Linked DNA regions of Mus musculus: region 1 is linked to region 2. A link is a loop called in an ENCODE intact Hi-C map of the cell type or tissue named here. Cell type or tissue: left cerebral cortex. All regions are shown on one strand. Links, peaks and the distances in the headings refer to the core of each region. The heading gives the core; the rest is flanking DNA.

Evidence for each region. A loop is a pair of places that touch in the nucleus more often than their neighbours do. Peaks named below come from ENCODE experiments on the same cell type or tissue, not always from the same donor. Only the 100,000 strongest peaks of a DNase experiment are listed, where the experiment ranks them.
Region 1: a loop joins it to region 2, with 4 times the contacts of the local background. A loop is called at or near these places in 5 of 42 quality-filtered maps.

The regions. Positions count from the first base shown.
Region 1 is chr17:65,552,539-65,562,173 of GRCm38, reverse strand. Gm35400 (a long non-coding RNA gene) reads left to right here and starts at 2,136. Exons shown (of 4, transcript XR_385703.3): 1 at 2,136-3,167; 2 at 3,263-4,518; 3 at 4,720-4,792; 4 at 5,711-6,034. It also overlaps the pseudogene Gm49866. In left cerebral cortex, for the core only: CTCF peaks have their summits at 2,691 (motif pointing right) and 3,760 (motif pointing left); DNase peaks (open chromatin) are centred at 3,774, 4,766 and 5,001.
Region 2 is chr17:63,570,373-63,580,007 of GRCm38, reverse strand. It overlaps the pseudogene Gm5497. Among named protein-coding and RNA genes, the nearest start is that of Fbxl17, 75 kb to the right of the region's middle. In left cerebral cortex, for the core only: a CTCF peak has its summit at 4,250 (motif pointing left); a DNase peak (open chromatin) is centred at 4,202.

The DNA.
Region 1 (9,635 bases), core at 758-8,757, 2.0 Mb before region 2:
CACACACACACACACTCACACACACACACTCACACACACACACTCACACACACACACTCACACACACACTCACACACACACACACTCACACACACACTCACACACACACACTCACACACACACTCACACACACTCACACACACACACACTCTCACACACACACTCACACACACACTCACACACACACTCACACACACACTCACACACACACTCACACACACACTCACACACACACACACTCACACACAGAGCATCATGGGGCTACTGGAAGTTGGGATGGTGTGGAAGCCCGTTCTCTTCTTCCACTGTGTGGGTTCTGGAGACTGAGCGCATGTTGTTTTGGTAAAATGTCTTTACCTGGCATCTTGCCAGCCCTCAAACAGCAATTTTAAAAACCAAATGTTCTGCTCTAATAGTCAAACGCTATACTCATTTGATACTTACAGGATAAGGAACAATGGCAGTGAGATACTAAAGTTTCCTGTGATTAAGTGATTATGTTTGTAGAAGAGCAGGATGTTTGTATGGATAGTAAAATGCCACCATAGCACACGGGAGTCTTGAAGTGAACCCAGGTGTCCCAGCTGTGTTGTGGGCTGTGGCTGTGGCTGAGGCAGTAGCTGTGGCTGAGGGAGTGGCTGTGGCAGTGGCTGTGGTGGTGGCTGTGACAGTGTTTATGGTGCCAAGCAAGCTGTTGGTTCAGAGGTGACGTTGGCAAGCGCTGCCAGGGCTGCTCAGGTTCCTTACAATCTCCATTATGAATGAATGATTATCAATATGTGATAGGAACCCTTTCACAACACCTGTGCTAGTTCTGTGACTCCATGTGGAGCTGTGACTCATAGTTGTTGTTTTAAAGATTTACTTATTTTGTTACATGAGCACACTGTCGCTGTCTTCAGACACACCAGAAGAGGGCATCAGATCCCATTACATATGGTTGTGAGCCACCATGTGGTTGCTGGGAATTGAACTCAGGACCTCTTGAATAGCAGTCAGTGCTCTTAACTGCAGAGCCATCTCTCCAGCTCGTGACCCACAGTTTATGAAGCTGTGCTAATGTGCAAATTCTTTAAAAACAACCTATATCTCTGTGATAGTTTGTATATGCTTGGCCCAGGGAGTGGCGCTATTAGGAGGTGTGGCCTTGTTAGAATAGGTGTGTCACTGTGGGCACGGGCTTAAGACCCTCTAGCTGCCTGGAAGTCAGTATTCTGCTAGCAGCCTTCAGATGAAGATGTAGACCTCTCAGCTCTTCCCGTGTCCATGCCTCCTGGGTTCCGCCATGCTCCCACCTTGATGATAATGAACTGAACCTCTGAACCTGTAAGCCAGCCCCAATTAAATGTTATAAGACTTACCTTAGTTGCTAGAGAGTTCAACTGCATGCTTAAGAGATGCCGCTGAAGGGGAAAACTGGTTCTGGAGAAGGAGGGGAAGGAGGTGCAGCCTCTGGGAGTGACAGTGCTGACAAGAAGTCTCAGGGTCCTGAAGGCGGTGGCAATGCAGTAAAGGTCAGACACACTCTATGTGAAAACCATGGGGGAATCATGGAAGCCATGGAAAAGTTAAAGTCTGGGATGAGAGTCAGTGAAGTGGCCACACAAAATAGTGAAGATAAACCCAGACAGGGGGTGACTCTGGTTGGATGACCAGAGGCTCCATGGTGGGGTCATTTCAGGAAGCAGCGTTTGCCTTGCCTACAAATGGGATGGATAACCCTGTAGTAACAGACCCACCTGTTAAGACAAAATTTGGATATCATATTATTATGGTTGAAGGGAGAAAATAAAATCACACGAAACACTGGAAAAAAAAAAGATTGCCTTAGTCATGGTTTCTGATCACAGCAGTCTCAAATATAATCAAAAGCGTAGTTTCCACCTCAAGCTGTATTCAGGCTGAAGGGGACGTTCCTCTCGATTGTAAGGATCGAAATGTCCACCCCACCCTGCTTCATGTATTAGCTAGTCAAAGTAAAGTTTGTTTTTCTAACATAAAATTGGGCTAATTGTAGTGATAATGCAGGCAAATCCTTTTGATGAAATGATACAATATAATATCATTAATATAATTACTGACATTTATTTTGTTATAAGCATTAATTTTTCATAATGCTTTATAATTACACAGGGCATTATGTGTTCATATTTCCTTGGTCTTTCTCCCAGATGTTGAATAATTGGTTCAATTGAGATGGTGAAATTCTCGATTTACATTTATTCTTTACCCCAGATCAACGTGTATATATTGATCACTAGTTACTAAATGGAAGCTCTGGCCAAGGGACAACAAGGTTTGGATGGGGGCTTATGGATAATAAACAATTTAAGAAGGAAAACACCTACAGTTCATATTGATAAAACATTCTGTATAATTGCCTTTGAATATTCTGTTTAGAACACTAATGAGAGTAACCTCATTAGCTATTAATTTGGAAGCACAATTTGGCACCCAATATTCTGTGGCAGGTTGGCGTGCTCCGTTGGCTTTGCCCTTATTTGTTGGGAAAGGCTCTTGCCTCCTGTGCACTGTGGCATATCCTATGAACCACACTACCCGGCAGCCAAAGGGTGATCAATTTGGACCAAAGTTGTGATTTTTGAGTGTCTAAATGGTACCTGATAAAAAGCCATTGGGGTCAGGTGGTGGCTATGGGGTGAGCGAAGGGTGTGGGCCTGCGTTAGTAAGTTACCACTAGGTGGCAGGCCAGGTAGGCATCAGACAGAGGGGGTGTCCCCTGGTGGAGACTAGATAGAGGGCTGTCTGCAAAGTCTACTCCCTCGATATGGCAGGAACTCTGCACCAGTGTGTGTGTGTGTGTGTGTGTGTGTGTGTGTGTGTGTGTGTGTGTGTGTCTATTGCAAGGGGAAAGGCGAATGGAAGAATGAGTGCCCAAACCCCAAACAAAAAGAGGTCCCTAGCATAGCTGCAATGAAACTGAAGCCCCCACGAGGGCTGAGGCTGTCACCTGGGAGACAGGTCAGACCGAGCACCGCCAGGTTCGGTCACAATTGGCCCTAGGAGCCCATCGTCAAAATAGATGCTGGGCCCAAGCAAAGATGGACTTCATCTTTGACACAGGAGCAGCCATCTCCATGGTAACCCCTCCCACAGGGAAGCTCACCAAAGACGCATCGACATTGTTGGAGCCTCCAGGCCAGTAGGTAATACTGATTCTGTGAACCATGGGATTGCTCTGTGGGAGACCACTCAATAAAACTAACTACCCCCCTTTGGGACCCCGTCTTCTCTCCTTCAGATGGTGCATGGACTAGGAGAAAGCCAATTACTGTCAGTCCTTCAGCCATCACAGAGAAACGCAGCGGCACTGAGCCCTGTCCCAGGAAATTTGCAACAATTGGCATGCATAGCATATGGATGAGTCCCCTGGAAGGAACATCACTGTGGGGGAAAATACCGGTCCTTCTTAAGAAGCTGTGACCGTGTGGACTTAACTTTGCCAGGGGCATAGGACAGTGCACCCGCGGAAGGACAAGGGGTCTCCTTGTCAGGGACTAGCCCGGAAGCGGGACAAGAGATACTCTGAAACTAAAGATAACAAAGTTAGAACAGGGGTGGTCCTGGTATCTTTGGGTTGGGATGTGTGAAGGCAGGGATGAAACAGACGGATGGACCCTCAAATGGTTAGAGCTTCCGCCAGTGCCTCTATGCCTGAGAGCGAGGTCAATTGGCTCCACCCATGAGCCTCTGCTCCATCCTGAGAAAAAACCAGATTTATCCAGATTTGACTCTGGCGCCCTCTAGTGAAAACGCTTCAACTTGCAAGTGGCTTGGTGGAGTTAGAACTGGGAAAACGGTTGGTTGCTAGATCTGTGTGAAGACCAGCCAGGCAACTTAACCCGTGCTGGGGTCACTAGCCCAACTCTAGAAAGCCAAACAGTCTTGGACAGCCCTGCTGACTCCCGCCTGACGGGTCCACATGTCCAGGCAGGGGAAGCAGGGGAAAGCTGCACCTTGGTGACTTGAACCAAGGCCTAAATGGCACATGCTTCGATTGTGCAGATGGAACCTGTTACCCAGTGGGGGATGGCAGGATGGTATTCCTGACTCCAGACCTAGATATTCTCCTTGTACCAGAGGTAGACCAATATTAAGGCCCTCATCACCGGAAAGAGAGGAATCCCATCTTACTCTCAACGTTATTGGAGATGCCCCTCAATGGCGCTGCTGTCACAGGAGCAACTAAGCTCAGGATCCAACAGGTCGGGCATAGCCAGCTGTCCAATCAAATCGAAGAGGGCCTCAGGCTAGGCCAGCAGAGTTACAGTCGCCTTGCAGAACTAGACAGAAGCCTTACGAAATCATAGCTGAAAGGTGACATAGGTGTGTCTTCAGAGGAAAAGATTGCTGTTTCTGCACAAACCACTTAGGGATCGTAGAGAAAATACCACATGGCTGGTGGAAAGCAAGGTCGGAGACTCGACAAAAGGACCTTCCTGGGGTGGTGACACCTGGACCTCCGGGAGCCCATGGCTGCTTCTGCCTCGCCCCTGGGTATGATCCTCCTGGCTGTCCTGTTGGGTCCATGCCTAACTTTTGTCACCAGAAACAGGAGAGCAACAGATAGACTCCATGCCCTCCACCGGCATCAGAGGTGCCTTGAGAAGGGTCACAAGGGATTCTGACAAAGGAGAGGAGAGAATGGGGTGGAGAGTCCTCAAACTGCCATGTGTTAAAACAACGGAAATTCCCCAGGGCTCGAGTTCCACTGAGATGTCCCCTCCTGCTTGTGGTTATCTCCAGAAACAGAAGGCACGGAGGAGGTGTGGTAAGTGACTTTTCACACTGCCCTGCCACCCCTGAACGGACATGTTGGCTTGCTTCCATACTCCCACCTAATAAAGGATATTGGACCCAAGACTTGGGGCTGACACCACTACAGTGTGGTTTGGGGACCAGTGTAGTGAACTCTCCTTTCCCCAATGGAACACGGCTATGGCTTGGTGACTCAGTTTCCTAGAAATTTCTGCCACAATAACACCATCTGTCTTAGTTACAGTTTCTGTTGTGGTGATAAAATACGTTGACAAAAGCAACTCAAGGAATGCGGGGTTTATTCTGGCTCAAAGTTCCAGCGACCAGCTCCTCGTGGAAGTCCCAGGGGGGCGGGAACTTGCAGCTGCTGGCCCTGTTACACCCACAGTCAGGGAGCAGGAACCCCGGCTGCTCAGCTTGGTTTCTTTTCATTCAAGACTCCAGCCCTGAGAGTGTTATCTCCCAATTAGGCCAGGCTTCCCTACCTTAGCCAACCTACTCCATCGAATCCCTTGTAGGCACGCCCATAGCCTTTCGTGATTCTAGGTCCTGTCAAGTTGACAACCAACGTTATTGCTTTGTTACATTAAAAAAAAAAAAAGATCGATTTATTTTTAATGAGTACACTGTTGCTGTCTTCAGACACACCAGATCCCGTTACAGATGATTGTGAGCCTCCATGTGGTTGCTGGGAATTGAACTCAGGACCTCTGGAAGAGCAGTCAGTGTTCTTAACCTCTGAGCCACCTCTCCAGCCTGCTTTGTTACATTTTGAACATCAGCATTTGCTTTGCTCCCAGGCCTCATCTCCTGTGTCTCTGGAGGTGGTGGAGTTTTATAAATTGTTAATCTGCCTGGAGTGGATGCCCTGGTCCGTAGTGTAGAAGACTGGGTGTGAGAACTTCTCATGTTCTTTCCCTCTGCCCTACAGATGCTTCGTGCACCATTTCAAGATTCGAGGCAAACTTGGAGGTCTGGCTTTGTGGGAGTGAGGAATATAATAAACCTATGAGCTTTGGGGGTTGTCTCACACCACGGTGTGGTCTCTTGTGACTAGGGATCACTGGGAAATACTGAGTGAAGACATGGAGACCCCTGTACCCCTTTCTTTCTGTCGTGGTTTCCACTGAAGCAGACACACATCATGTTTAAACAAATGGGCACACCTGTGTTCCAATAAATCTTATCAACAAAACTTGGCAGCAAGTGTGGCTTGTACTGTAGTTGGCTAATCTTCGCTCTAGACTAATACTTTGCTCCCTCAGACTTTCTTACAAATATTCCAAATAACGAAACCTGAAAGGCATTTCAAGTAAGAACAGAAATGTGCAAGACTGTCTGCTCTCACTCCTCAACACAGCGTTTAAGACCCTCCAGGAACTGCTGTCTTCTAGTTTTGGATAATTGTCTGCAGCTCCATCATCTTCAGCATACCCTGGTCTAGGTTACCCAGGAAAGTAAGAGACCCTGGGTTTTGAGTTCATTTTGGATCCCAAAATTACTGATGTTTTGTAAGATGTGGACTGGGGACTTGGCTCTGGTAAAGAGAGGAGCTGTTGGTCTCTCTGCCCTCTGGGTGACTGGGTGAGCAATCTTGTCAGGGAGTAACTCCGGTCCAGCAGGTGGGCACAATTGAGATGGAGTTTTAGCTCTTCGAAGCCAGAAGATGGGAAGGTCATCTTGAAGGGAAGTTCCATGGACATAGGAAGCAAACAATATAAAAATAGCTTCAGCAAGTCCCTGAAACTGACCAGGTTCACCAAGTTCCTCCTTCTCCAAGCGTAGGTAAATGGTAAAGCCTGCTGCCAGTCACTGCCAGATGAGTCAAGCTGCAAAGGTTGAGGTATGCCCAGCCCCCTGGAGGAAGCTCAGACCCACTGAACCTCCTGGAAAGACTGCACACTGACCTGCTGAGCTGCCTGCCGGCTGTGCAGTGTGTTCCAGGACCGCAGCTGGTAAGCTCGTCTCCTGGGCTGGGTGGGTAGGTATGGGTTGTGTCTCCCCAGGCAAAACCTGTCACGCAACAAGAAGTCATTCCTGGATTTTATCTTTCCCTTGAAAGTTCAAAAATTTAAAAAGTTCAAATGTCGGCCTGGGGAGATGGCTCAGTGGTTAGGGGCACTGACTGCTCTTCTAAAGGTCTTGAGTTCAGTTCCCAGCAACCACATGGTGGCTCACAACCATCTGTAATGGGATCCAATGTCCACTTCTGGTGTGTCTGAAGATAGCTACAGTGTGCTCATATAAATAAAATAAATAAATCTTTAAAAAATTTCAAAATGTTAATACATTGCAGATTTAAATTTCTCTTTTTTTTTGGTAAACACCATTGAAAAATTAATATTCAAAATTTTCTCCTTTTCAAATTCCTTTACAAAGGACTTAAATGGGCACAGTCTTAGGTTCTTTGCTGTGAAAAGACACCATGACCTTCCTTTTGTATATTTAATAAACAATCAGCATTTATTTCATGCCAACAACAGCTCTAAGCATTGGGACATCATGACAGTGCTACAGTTACGTACCCATTTTGCAGGTGGAAAGACAGAGGTGCAGTTAAGTAACTTATCTATGGTTCCACAGCCCAGTGGAGTAAGAAGTATGATGTTTAGGAGTTGCTGGCTCTGGCCTTTGCTCCATGCTATTCATAAAGCAAACCATGTGGCCAGCTGAGATGTAAGAGGTGTGTGTGTGTGTGTGTGTGTGTGTGTTAACTCCATCTCTCTCTAGGAAGACCTGTGTAGTCACACTGGGAAGGGCAGGGATGAAGGCCTGGAGAAGTATGATGGTTCAGGAATCATCCAGCACACAGGGAGCATAGTGTTTGAAGTTGTTGCTGCTAAGTTTCATCTCAGTGTCAGTGGATATTTGCTGCTGAAGGAATGGGGTGTGGCTAGGCAGGGGAACACCAGGTGTTTAGGAAAAGGCCCCATCGTGGGTACCATTGTCAGACTTCCCACAGAATAAAACCACCCAAGAGGATAGACTCTGTGGAAATGTTCACAAACGTCGAAGACTAAGAAGGCATTATGGCTCATTTCTTGGCTTCTAGTGTTTTTAAAGAGGAGAGTAAAGGAATCCTTTTAGTTACTGGTTAAATGAGAGAGCAAGGAGGGGGCCAGCCAGAAGAGGTGCAGGGTCTTCTGATAGGGGACTGTTAGCCACCACATGGGCGCTGGGAATCAAACCCGGTCCTCTGCAAGAGCAGCCAGCGAGGGAGTGCCTCTCACCACTGAGTTCTCTCTCCTCCACCAGTGTCAGAGGGTTTATTTCACTTATGGTTCCTAGACTTTTTACAGACATGTAAAAGCATGCACAGGTCTAACGCGGGCACACACACACACACACACACACACACACGTGCGCACACACACGCACATAAAACTGTCCAAAAGGCTAAAGAAGGGTAATAGGAGAGGTGAAAAAAGGAGAGTAATAATGTCAGCAAGGAGAATGTTTGTTCCCAACATACAGTGCATAGTTATATGAAAACTACACATGCATACACATGTGCATGTGCACACACGGCCACACACACATGCACATGCATACACGTAGGCACACACATCCACACAGGCACGCACATACATCCACCCAGGCACACACACACACAAGCACACACATGAACACATGTATATGCAGGCACACACATGCACACACATGTACACATACATACACACATGTGTAGTAGCAGTAAGATTGTTAATCAGATGAAAGAACTTGGTGCACACGTCTGATGACCTGAGTTTAACCTCTGGGAGACGTGGTGGAAACCAAGACCTGAAATTTGTGGCACACAGTAAAAAATAAAAAATTGCAAATAGGCATTTGTCGGTGGAGGCACAAACGCCAGGAATTGGAGATAACCCTAACAACAGCCATTTGCCTCCAGAAGCCCAGATCCCAGCCTGGGATAGGCTACTACATTCTATTAGAGTGTGGCAGACTATAAACTTGATTTTTTAAAAGTGTGGGTATGGCAGAGGTCACAACAAATATTGGGTTAAATAATATCAAATTTCTGCTTCGTTAGTCTAATAATCTCTCTATATTCATGGAAACCAACCGTAAACATGGATCATTAAAAAAATTGTAAGTGGGGTAATTTGGTCAATAATTTAAAATGGATTTCATATTGCTCCAGGAAAAGGAAACCTATAGGCGGGGAGTGGGTAGCTGGGAGTGTCCTTGAGGTCTTCCTTGGCTTCCCTGGCTGTTTTCTCCTCTCTTGCTGAGCCTCTCTGCCTTGGCATGAACTTCTTTGCTCTGCCCCACTCTGCCCTGAACACCACAATGCACTAGAACTTCATAAACCACAAGCCTGAGTAAACTCTGGTTGCAGAGACAAAAACCCAACAGCAACGTAAACGGACCTCAAAGCACCAAATTGTTTATCTTGAACAAGATGGAAATTAGGCTGGGGAGGCAGGTCTGTTAATATATTGCTCGCTGCGTGAGTACCAGTGTTTATTTTCTAGAGGACGTGAGGCCTGGAGGAATGGATCCAATAAATGAGATAGACTAATGTCTCTCGGAGTAGCCAGCTTTATTCGGAGTTTCAGACTATTTGTACTCTTGAGGGTTAAGAGGAGTCACATGAGTGATTCACACAGGAGTCACATGCGTACACTCACAAGGACCAGCTGCATCTGGCAAAAACATGTTTTTCTAATGAGGCACATAAACAAATGACAGTAGCCAGTTGTAAGAAATAATCGGAAGTACACTCACTCCTATCCGCTGTACCTGGGAGGGGCAGGGAAACGCATGCTAAGATCAATTCTGTGTTCGGAAGAAAACTAGGTCACAAGACTCTTTCTTGGCGTTTTGTTTTGGTTTTTCACAAGCACTTAGAA
Region 2 (9,635 bases), core at 937-8,936:
CAATTTGACACAAACCTAGATGTACATGAGAAAAGGGAATCTTGAGAAAATGCCATCACAAAATTGACCTGTTGGCAAGCCTTCTGATTATTTTATTAATTAATGGTTGATGCAGAAGGGCTCAGCTCACTGTGGGCGGAGCCACCCCTAGGCAGATAACCTTGAGTTATATAAGAAAGCACACTGAGAAAGCCATGGGAAGCAAGACGGTGCTCCCCTAGGGCGTCTGCTTCTGTTCTTGTCATCAGGTTCCTGACTTGTGTTTCTAGACTGACTTCCTTCTATTGTAGCCTGTAATGTAGAAGTATAACATGAAATAAACCTTTTATCTAGCACCAAGTTGCTTTTGGTCATGGTGTTTTAAACAGTGATAGATACCCTAACTAAGAGAAAGACATGCATGACTCCCAACTGTTGTGTACCAACCATCAACATCAGAACATAATTCAACCTCTTGCTCCTGCCACATACCCTAAACATAGATATAAATGAACCAGTGGTGGAGGATGGTTCCCTGAAGAGGTGTACTTGATATCATTATAGGGGAACGGATGCTAAGCAGAAATGAACTACAGATGTCCATTATATCCACCTTGTTATGCTAGAAAAATGTACTGTGATCTTGTCATATAACTGAGAAGGTTTTAGTTTCTGCATCAAAAAGCTTCCCTATGATGAATTACCCTGTGTTAAGTCAAGGCAAGAAATAGTCTGCGGTATTTGAATAAGAGTGGTCTCCATAGGAACATATGTTTGAATACTTGGTTCCCAGTTGATAGAACTGTTTGGGAAAGATTAGGAGGTGTGACCTTGTTGGAGTAAACTCTAGCATACCTGTTGCCTCCCTGTTGCCATGATCCCGACATAGTGATCATGGACTCATACTCTGAAACTCTGAACTCCTCATATAGGCTTTCTTCTATAAGTTGCTTTGGTCATGGTATCTTATCACACAAGTGGAAAAGTAACTAAGACATCACTAAAGACAATTAGTGAGGATCTCATTGAAAAGGTACAAGACACACATGCATCAGATTTGTACCTGTGGAAATAAACCGAAGCAATACTACTGTTATAGGCAGCAATTCCTTAACATGTCACTGGTTTTATGGCGATAAAACATGAAGGAGCTTCATTACTCTCCTGCACAATTTATGCTAACTTGACCTGATTTGTCATGATACATGGGCTTTCCTTCATTAAAAGTTTTAGCCATTCGGAGCTAGGTATGTTACTTAATTGGTACAGTATTTGCCTGCCATACACAGAGCCCTGACTTCCATTCCCAGCACCACATAAAACTGGGCAAGGTGGTATGTCTGTAATCAAGCACTCAAGTTTGAGGCCAGCCTAGGCTACAAGACCTCTGAAGCCTAAGGAAAGGGAAGGAGTAGGCCACCAAGTTCAGACAGTTCTGAAGATTTCACCAAGTAAGTGAGAAGTTAGAGCCACTGAAGCCCTATGATGAAGACATCCAGCTTCCAAGCCTAGCCCAGGAATATTTGTCAAGTAATTTGAATACGCTCAGCATAGTGCTTAGGACATTATAGAATAACAGATTAAAGTTATTATTTTATAAGTATGAACAAAATAATCATAATCATTTTTTCAATAAAAGTTAAGGTATTGGGCATTTAGAAAACTGAGAGGAGTACTCAGTAAGATTCTATGAAAAATTAAGTCCTTTATTATTCTTCCAAGAAAATATGTAATATAATTCAGCTTGGAATTGTTTTTCTTAGTACCAAGGAAAAAAATTAAGAAATTATTCGAATATCCTTTATAATAGAATATTTTATTAAAACTTTAATTAGTGAATTCATGCACTGTGGTTATAACTATATCCATGCAAATGGAAAGAGTATTTAATGAATTTCTTTTAACTTAGTAGAATTTCTCGGACTTTTTCTTTGCACATGTGCATGCAGGATGCAGTCCACTCACAAGGCGAGGACCGGCTGGTAGCAGTACCAGGAACTGAACTGCAGCTGAGATGCAGCCTGAGTGAGTGGATCTCAAGTCTTCATTTACTCTCACCTTGCACTCTCCAGCCTGCAGCTTCTATGCCTGAGAGCTGTTTGCAGGACGAAGTATCATCCGGGATTACTAATGCAGATACTCTTCTGACATCCGTGACAAGCTCTTTCAGTGACTTACAGAAGTTCTCAATAAAATTACCTTCATTTAAGAATTAATTTCAATGATCTCTTATGGGATAATTTGATGCTGATCCCACTTTTAATTATGTAAGTGCTAGAGATATCAGGCTGCTATAATTTATATGATCACTGGTAAATTTAGGGAGAACTTTTTATTAAGTTTTTTTTATGGTTGGGGGGTTTTCCTCACACCTCATAGCCTCTTGTTTTAATTATTATCACACACACACACACACACACACACCTCCGAGTCTAGTGTATATTTATATGTTTAGGAATAACAGGACTAGATAATCTATCAGGGACCTCATTCTTAGTCAAGAACAATTCCTCTCTTCTCAGCAGCCTTTGCCATGGCTCTATCTGTGGGAGGGACTTGTGGAATTTCTTGGGGGTGTTTTTGTTTTGTTTTTGAAGATTTATTTTATGTATGTGAGTACACTATAGCTGTCTTCAGACACACCAGAAGAGGGCATCTGATCCATTACAGATGGTTGTGAGCCACCATGTGGTTGCTGGGAATTGAACTCAGGACCTCTGGAAGAGCAGACTGTGCTCTTAACCCTTGGGGGGGTGGTTTTTAAAATCAAATATATGCTTAGGAAATAATAAATAAAAAAGGAAGGAAGAAAGGAAAAGAAAAAGGGAAAAGGAAAGAAAAAAAGAAAAGTAAGAAATGAAAAGAACAAAATAAAAATTAAAAAAAACGTAGAAAATGATGCCAGTACTGACAATTACTACTATCTCTCAACAGAGTTTGAGCTTCTGTGTTCTATTTGCTACATGCTATATCAAAACGGATGAAATGGACATATAAATTGACTGAAGTTTGCTCTGTTCTTTCATTCAATCAACAAACTCATTATTGAGCACCTAGTATGTGGCATATGTTGGGCATTTTTATAGATTAAGGAAGACAGAAAAAAAAAGCCCCATCTTTTCATGGAATTTATATTGTGTTTGGTTAAGACACACGAGAACGCATCAGATATTTTCTTTATTTTAATATGGGGGGAATAAAGACACAATGAAGAGAAGGGGGTAGTGATCAGGGAAGAACTCTCTGAAAAATGATAGCTGAAAGACTTGAATGGGTAAGCGAGCCACACAACCCTAGAGGTGCTGGGAAGCGAAGATCCTGACACAGAAAAGACATAATTGCATTCAAGGAAGAAAGAGCAGCGTTACAACAAAGTGACAGAAGATGCTGAGAGGGGCGGGAAGGGCAGATGGTTCAGAGGCATCGAAGGCCTCTGGTTTACTCCAGGTGTGAGGAGAAGCGGGATGTTGGGACCAGAGAATGCCATGATAAGCAGAGCGCCGAGGACTGGCTCCGCAGCAGTGGTTCTCAACCTGTGGGTCCCGGCTCCTCACAAGGGTCGAACATTGGATATTTACATTATGATTCATCACGTCAACAAAATCACAGTTAGGAAGTAGCAACGAAATAATGTTATGGTTGGGGGTCGCCACACCATGACGATTGCAGTTAATAAGGGTTGAGTGTTAGCGTCTGCGTGATTGCAATCTTGACTCTTCACTGCCCAAGGTTTAAAATATGAAAAATAAAAATCATTTCTGTGCAAGTGGTATGTGAAGAACAAAACACACACACACACACACACAAATCAGCTTTCTAACCAGAGTGTTACAAACTTAACTCAAAATAAAATACCTGTTTCAGGAGGGTGGGGTAAAAGATTGTGGGAGGAGGTGACCAGAAGAAGGGCAACGGGCAGTATGTAAAGTGAATAAGTAAAATAAGATATATACATATATATATGCATATATCAATAAATTTTGTTATATAAAAACAGGGTATATATATTGCTTTATATATATAAAATAATTAAACCCTCTTTCTATTATGGTTGTTGGGGAACTGCCTATGCAAGCTGTCAACTCACAAAGGTTCTTTGTGGATGGTACATTAGAGTATAACAGCTCAGAATATTCTGGAACATGTCTCCCACCTTTCCTCCTGTCTCCTCCTGTTGACAGCCTGACTCCTGGGTGCTGTTAGAAAGCAAAGCAGAGCTGAGCCACAAGCACCCAGCATCTCTTCCACAGGAAAATGCTGCCATCTGGAGGCTTCTAGAATAAACAGATAAAATTCAGTAATTAAACAAAGTGGAACCAGGGCCCCAGACCCACATCTGTTCATTTCTATATACAACATCTTTTCTCTGGAGAAAAATTATACAGTCATTAACTTAAAAGAAATGAGAAGGCATCCGACCACTTTCATCTTTTTGCTTTGGCAGGCCTGCTGTATTAAACGGAACCCCGGGCAGTTGGTTTTACAAACCTTATTATTTTGTGATCTGCCCATTCATTACCAGTGTAAAGTGGATGTCACTTTTCCACTACTGCTGTGCCATGTCTCAGTCCCCTTTGCGATGGCAAATCTCCATTTCCTCCATGAAAACTGACCAATTCAATTTCTTTGTTCAATTTTGATTAATTATATTTTTCTAAGTAAATCAATTCTTTCATCATTTCAAATATATTTTCATAGTTATATGTAATATTCTATAAAATTTTACTCTTTTATTTGCCTATAGCTATGTATACTTTTTAATCTTTCATGCCATCTTCTTACTTCCCTTTTGTGTAGAATTTGCTGTTTGATGCTGCGCAGTTAGGATTGAATTCAGCGTGCCTCACACCACTGGGATACACATCCAGTTCTATCATGGGGTTTTGAATGGCAGAAGGACGGATATAGAGTGCACGCTACTCTGGGAGACAACATTGTCAGCTTTTGTATTGACAGACACAAGACTTGGGTGTACTCTTTAGAGGTCAACTTTAACATCTCAAATTAGCAGTGACATAAAGACAGGATCGCTGAAATGTCAATGATTAAAAATCTTTTGTAAAGAGCTATGTTTTTTGAGGCAGCTGAACAAAATCGAAGAGCAAATTACAGATGCCAAATTGGGAAAAAAATATATTTTGTACAGTTTAGAGAAAGTATAATATAAAATGGACATCGAATTAAAATAATGATCAAATTGGCTACAATAGAAAGAAAAACTATGAAACAAAGGTACCATAGCCAGGAAAGATATTTCCTAGAAATATGATAATCATAGACTAATTCCCTTAATATATGTGCTAGTTAGACTGCTTCAACTTGACAGAAATTAAAGCCACCCAGGAATCAGATTGGCTTGTAGACTTCTTCCTTGGTTGTCGATGGGTGTGGGAGGTGCCCAGCAGACTACAGTCAGTACCATCCTGGAGTAGCTGGTCTTGAATAAGAACATAAGATGAGCAAGCCATGGAGAACAGGCCAGTTAGCTGTGGTCCTCCATCCTCCACAGCGTCTGTAAGTCTCTGCCTCCAGGTGCCTGCCGAGTCCCTGTTGACGTTCCTTGGTGGTGGACTGTAACTATAAGCCCAATAAACCCTTCCCCTCCCCAAGATGTTTTGATCAGTGTTTTATCACAGCAAAAGAACATGAACTAGGACCCACCTGAAACATTTACTCTGTGAAAGATTGTGTTATGATTATAGGACGGAGAAGAATACATGAACCTCACACGGGGACAAGCACTTTTATTCTGAATACAAATCTCAAAAGTTAAGGAGTAGGAAGAGATAAGGAGAAGGAAGGAGAAAAAGTAAATATACAATTAAAAATGTATAATGAAATGAAGAGTTGCTTACCAAGAACGAGGTAAGACCAGCAAGCAAGCAGAGTGAGAGACTGTTAGCACTGTTGGCCGTTACAGAAACGCAAAGTAAAGCCCTAGTGTGCTCACCACAAGATTGCTAGAACAGCTGTGGGAAAGAATAATGGCAGCCCTCAGTGGTCCCAGCACAAGGAGACGACACACCATGCATGTATTCCTGGGAAGAGTGCAAAAGGATACAACAACTTCAAGAAATAACTTGGCAGTTTCTTCAAACACCAAACATGTATCTGCCTTATAACCCACCTGTCACACTTTAGGGCATTTGTCCCAAAGATACTTATACAAAAACCTAGATAGAATATTCACAGCAATTTTACTTTCATCACCAAACACAAAAGGCAATCTAATGTCCTTCAACAGATGAACCATACACCAATGTACTACCAGTAAGCAATAAAAAAGAATAAACTTCTACAACGCTCAGCCAAGGTGGATCACAAGGTAATCACACTTAGTTGAAAGCCAGCCTCAAATGGCTAAATACTGTACAACCACATTCACATACCGTTCTTAAAAATGACACAGTCATAGAGATGTAGAGCAGACTGATGTTTCTAGGTGACAGGGACAAGGCAGATGTAAAACAAACTCAGCCAAAGAAATAAAGTAGTTTATACAAATCCACACATGGGACGAAGTCACATAGAGTTTTACATGTAGGTGGATGAAAATTATACAAACTATGCAGCTTGCTATTATTGGAGAAAGTGGACGCATGTGTACTGGATCCTGAGTATTCCTTAACTTCCTTTAAGTCGACAGGTTAGACATTTTAGGTTAATGAGAAAACACGTTATGGCCTTCAAATAGAGATTTAGATCTTCTTGATGTCTTAGTCAGGGTTACTATTGTTGTGATCAGGCACCACAATCAAAGCAACTTGGGAAGGAAAGTGTTTATTTGGCTTCTTTCAGGTCCACACCACTGTTTATCACAGAAGGAAGACAGGATAGGGACTCAAGCAGGACAGGAACCTGAAGGCAGGAGCTGACACAGGGGCCATGGAGGGGTGCTGATCACTGGCTTGCTCCTCATGGCTTATTCAGCCTGCTTTCTTATAGAACCCAGGACCACTAGCCCAAGGCTGGCACCAGCCACCATGGGCTGAACCCTATCCCATCAATCACTAATTAAGAAATGCCCTACACCCAGATCCTATGCAGGCATTTTCTTAACTGAGGCTCCCTCCTTTTAGATAACTGCAGCCTGTGCCAAGCTGACACAGAACCATCCAGCATAATTGACCCTTTGGTCAACTTGACACACGTGTACATCATCATTAAGCCACAACCCTTCTTTCCTTTACTTCTTCAAGATCACACATTAATATAAACATCCCAAAAATTTTAAAACTTACAGTCCTTAAAAATACAAATACTTAAAAAACGGCAAAGTCTTTTAAAATTCAAAGTCTCTCAACTGTGGGATCATGTAAAATAAAATTAATTAAATGCTTTCTTACTTCCAAGGGGGATAAGCAGAGCACAGTCACAATCTAAATAAAACAAAAACCTTACTCCGACATTATGGATATCGCAACATCTAATGTCTGGGATTTACTCACCATTCTACAAATGGCTTGGGTCACTTCTCTGGCTCTGCTCTCTGAACCATGCAGAACAAGTTGCTGTTCATCACAGAATGAAGTCAAGACAGAAACTCAAGCAGGACAGAAACCTGAAGGCAGGAGCTGATACAGGGGCTGTAGAGGGGTGCTGCTCAATGCACATGGAGGAGGCTCCAGCTGACTCCACTCTACTATGACTACTCTTCTTGCTGGTCATCCCATGAAACTGACATCTCCAAAATGTTGGGGTCCCTGCTGCAACAGGGCTGCACATTTACCAATAGCCTCTTCTGTGCTCTCTTCAGGAACTTTAGCCCTGCCACACAATGCCAACCCTCAGCTGCTCTCCATGACCCCTTCATGCCTTCAAAACCAGTGCCACATAGATGATTCTTATACTACCAAGTTTGGCTGCCAGTGCAAGGCCACTTCTAGAACACAGCTTCTGTATGCTGAGCTCAAGGGAAACACTTCCCAGAAGACTTCACGTCAATGATGATGTGACAAGCCTTAACTGCTCTCCATGACCCCTTCCTGTCTTCAAACAAATTCCACCTGGTGTGGCTGCCAGCACATGGCTGCTTCGGGAACACAGTTTCTTAGTGCTGAGCCTGAGGAAGTACTTCCCAGAAGGCTTCACTCCAATGATGCTGGTCTCTTCATGATCACAACTGGATCTCCATCTCCAACAGTTCAGCACCCATTGTCCAAAAAAGGCAAAGGTTTTACTGTAGTGTCTCAGGCCTCCATTGACTATACTGTTCTCAACCAAGCTTCTACAGAACATCCCACTGAGCTCTCAACACACAAAGGCTTTTCTAGCCCAAAGTTCCAAAGTCTTCCACAATCCTCCCCAAAACAACATGGTGAGGTATCTCATGGCACCCACTCCTGGTACCAACTTGTCTTAGTTAGGGTTACTATTGTTGTGATGAAATACCATGACTATAGCAACTTGGAAAGGAAAATAGTTGGCTTACACTTCTATGTTGTAATTTATCATTGAAGGAAGGCAGGGCAGGAACTCAAACAGGGAAGGAACCTAAAGGCAGAAGCTGACACAAAGACCATAGAGGAATGCTGCTTACTGGTTTGCTCACCATGGCTTTCTTTCTTTTTTTTTTTTTTTCTTATTTAGTTTTTATTCATAGTCATAAACTTAACTTTGCAATCCAGCTAGACTTGAAGGGGAATGAGGAAAATATGGAACTCAAAGAACTTCAGTGAGAGCAGAGATTACAGGACATTGCGAGCAGATGGGGTAGGGACCCTCTCCTGAGCTACAGAAGGAACGGTTTGATGGGTAAAACGCCCACAAGTCAAAAGAAATTAGAGTTTTCCACAGTCAGAAATGGTGATCTTCTTGCTGGTCTTGCCATTCCTGGACCCAAAATGCTCCATGGCTTCCACAATGTTCATGTCTTCTTTCACCTTCCCAAAGACCACATGCTTGCCATCCAGCCATTCAGTCTTGGCAGTGCAGATAAAAAACTGGGAACCGTTTGTGTTTGGTCCAGCATTTGCCATGAACAAGATGCCAGGACCTGTATGCTTCAGGATGAAGTTCTCATCCTCAAATTCCTCCCCGTAGATGGACCTGCCGCCAGTGCCATTATGACATGTAAAGTCACCACCCTGGCACATGAATCCTGGAATAATTCTGTGAAAGGAGGAACCCATGGGCTGAATCGTATAACTAATTAAGGAATGCTCTACAGCCAGATCTTATAGAGACAATCTCCCTAAGTTTAAGGTCAATTTGTTCTAAATAGGGAGGTTTGGGGCAGCCAAGAAGACCCTGTCTCAAAAGAAACAAACAAAAAGCAAAAAGAATTTATCTAATAAGTTCTCTCACAGAAATGTTCAAAGATGTATATCTAAAGATCACCTCTGTATGACCAATATAATACAATTATTGGAAACATTGCTGATAGCTATTAAGAATGTATAGTTTAAAGTTGGGATATAACTATACAACAAAATAAGTAATTTGATTGGTACTAACTACTTAGTGGATCTTTGTCCTAAATTTTTTTTCTACTCATGAACTTAGATAATTATTCTAACATTTCTGTAAAGCAGACATTGTAATTTTCCTCAGCACTAAGAGGGAAGAGAAAAGTGAGGCATAAGGGGCTGGAGCAACTCAAACAAGGTGCTCAGCTAATGAGGGGCAGCCCTTGCTTCTTCCATAGCAGTGCTGGG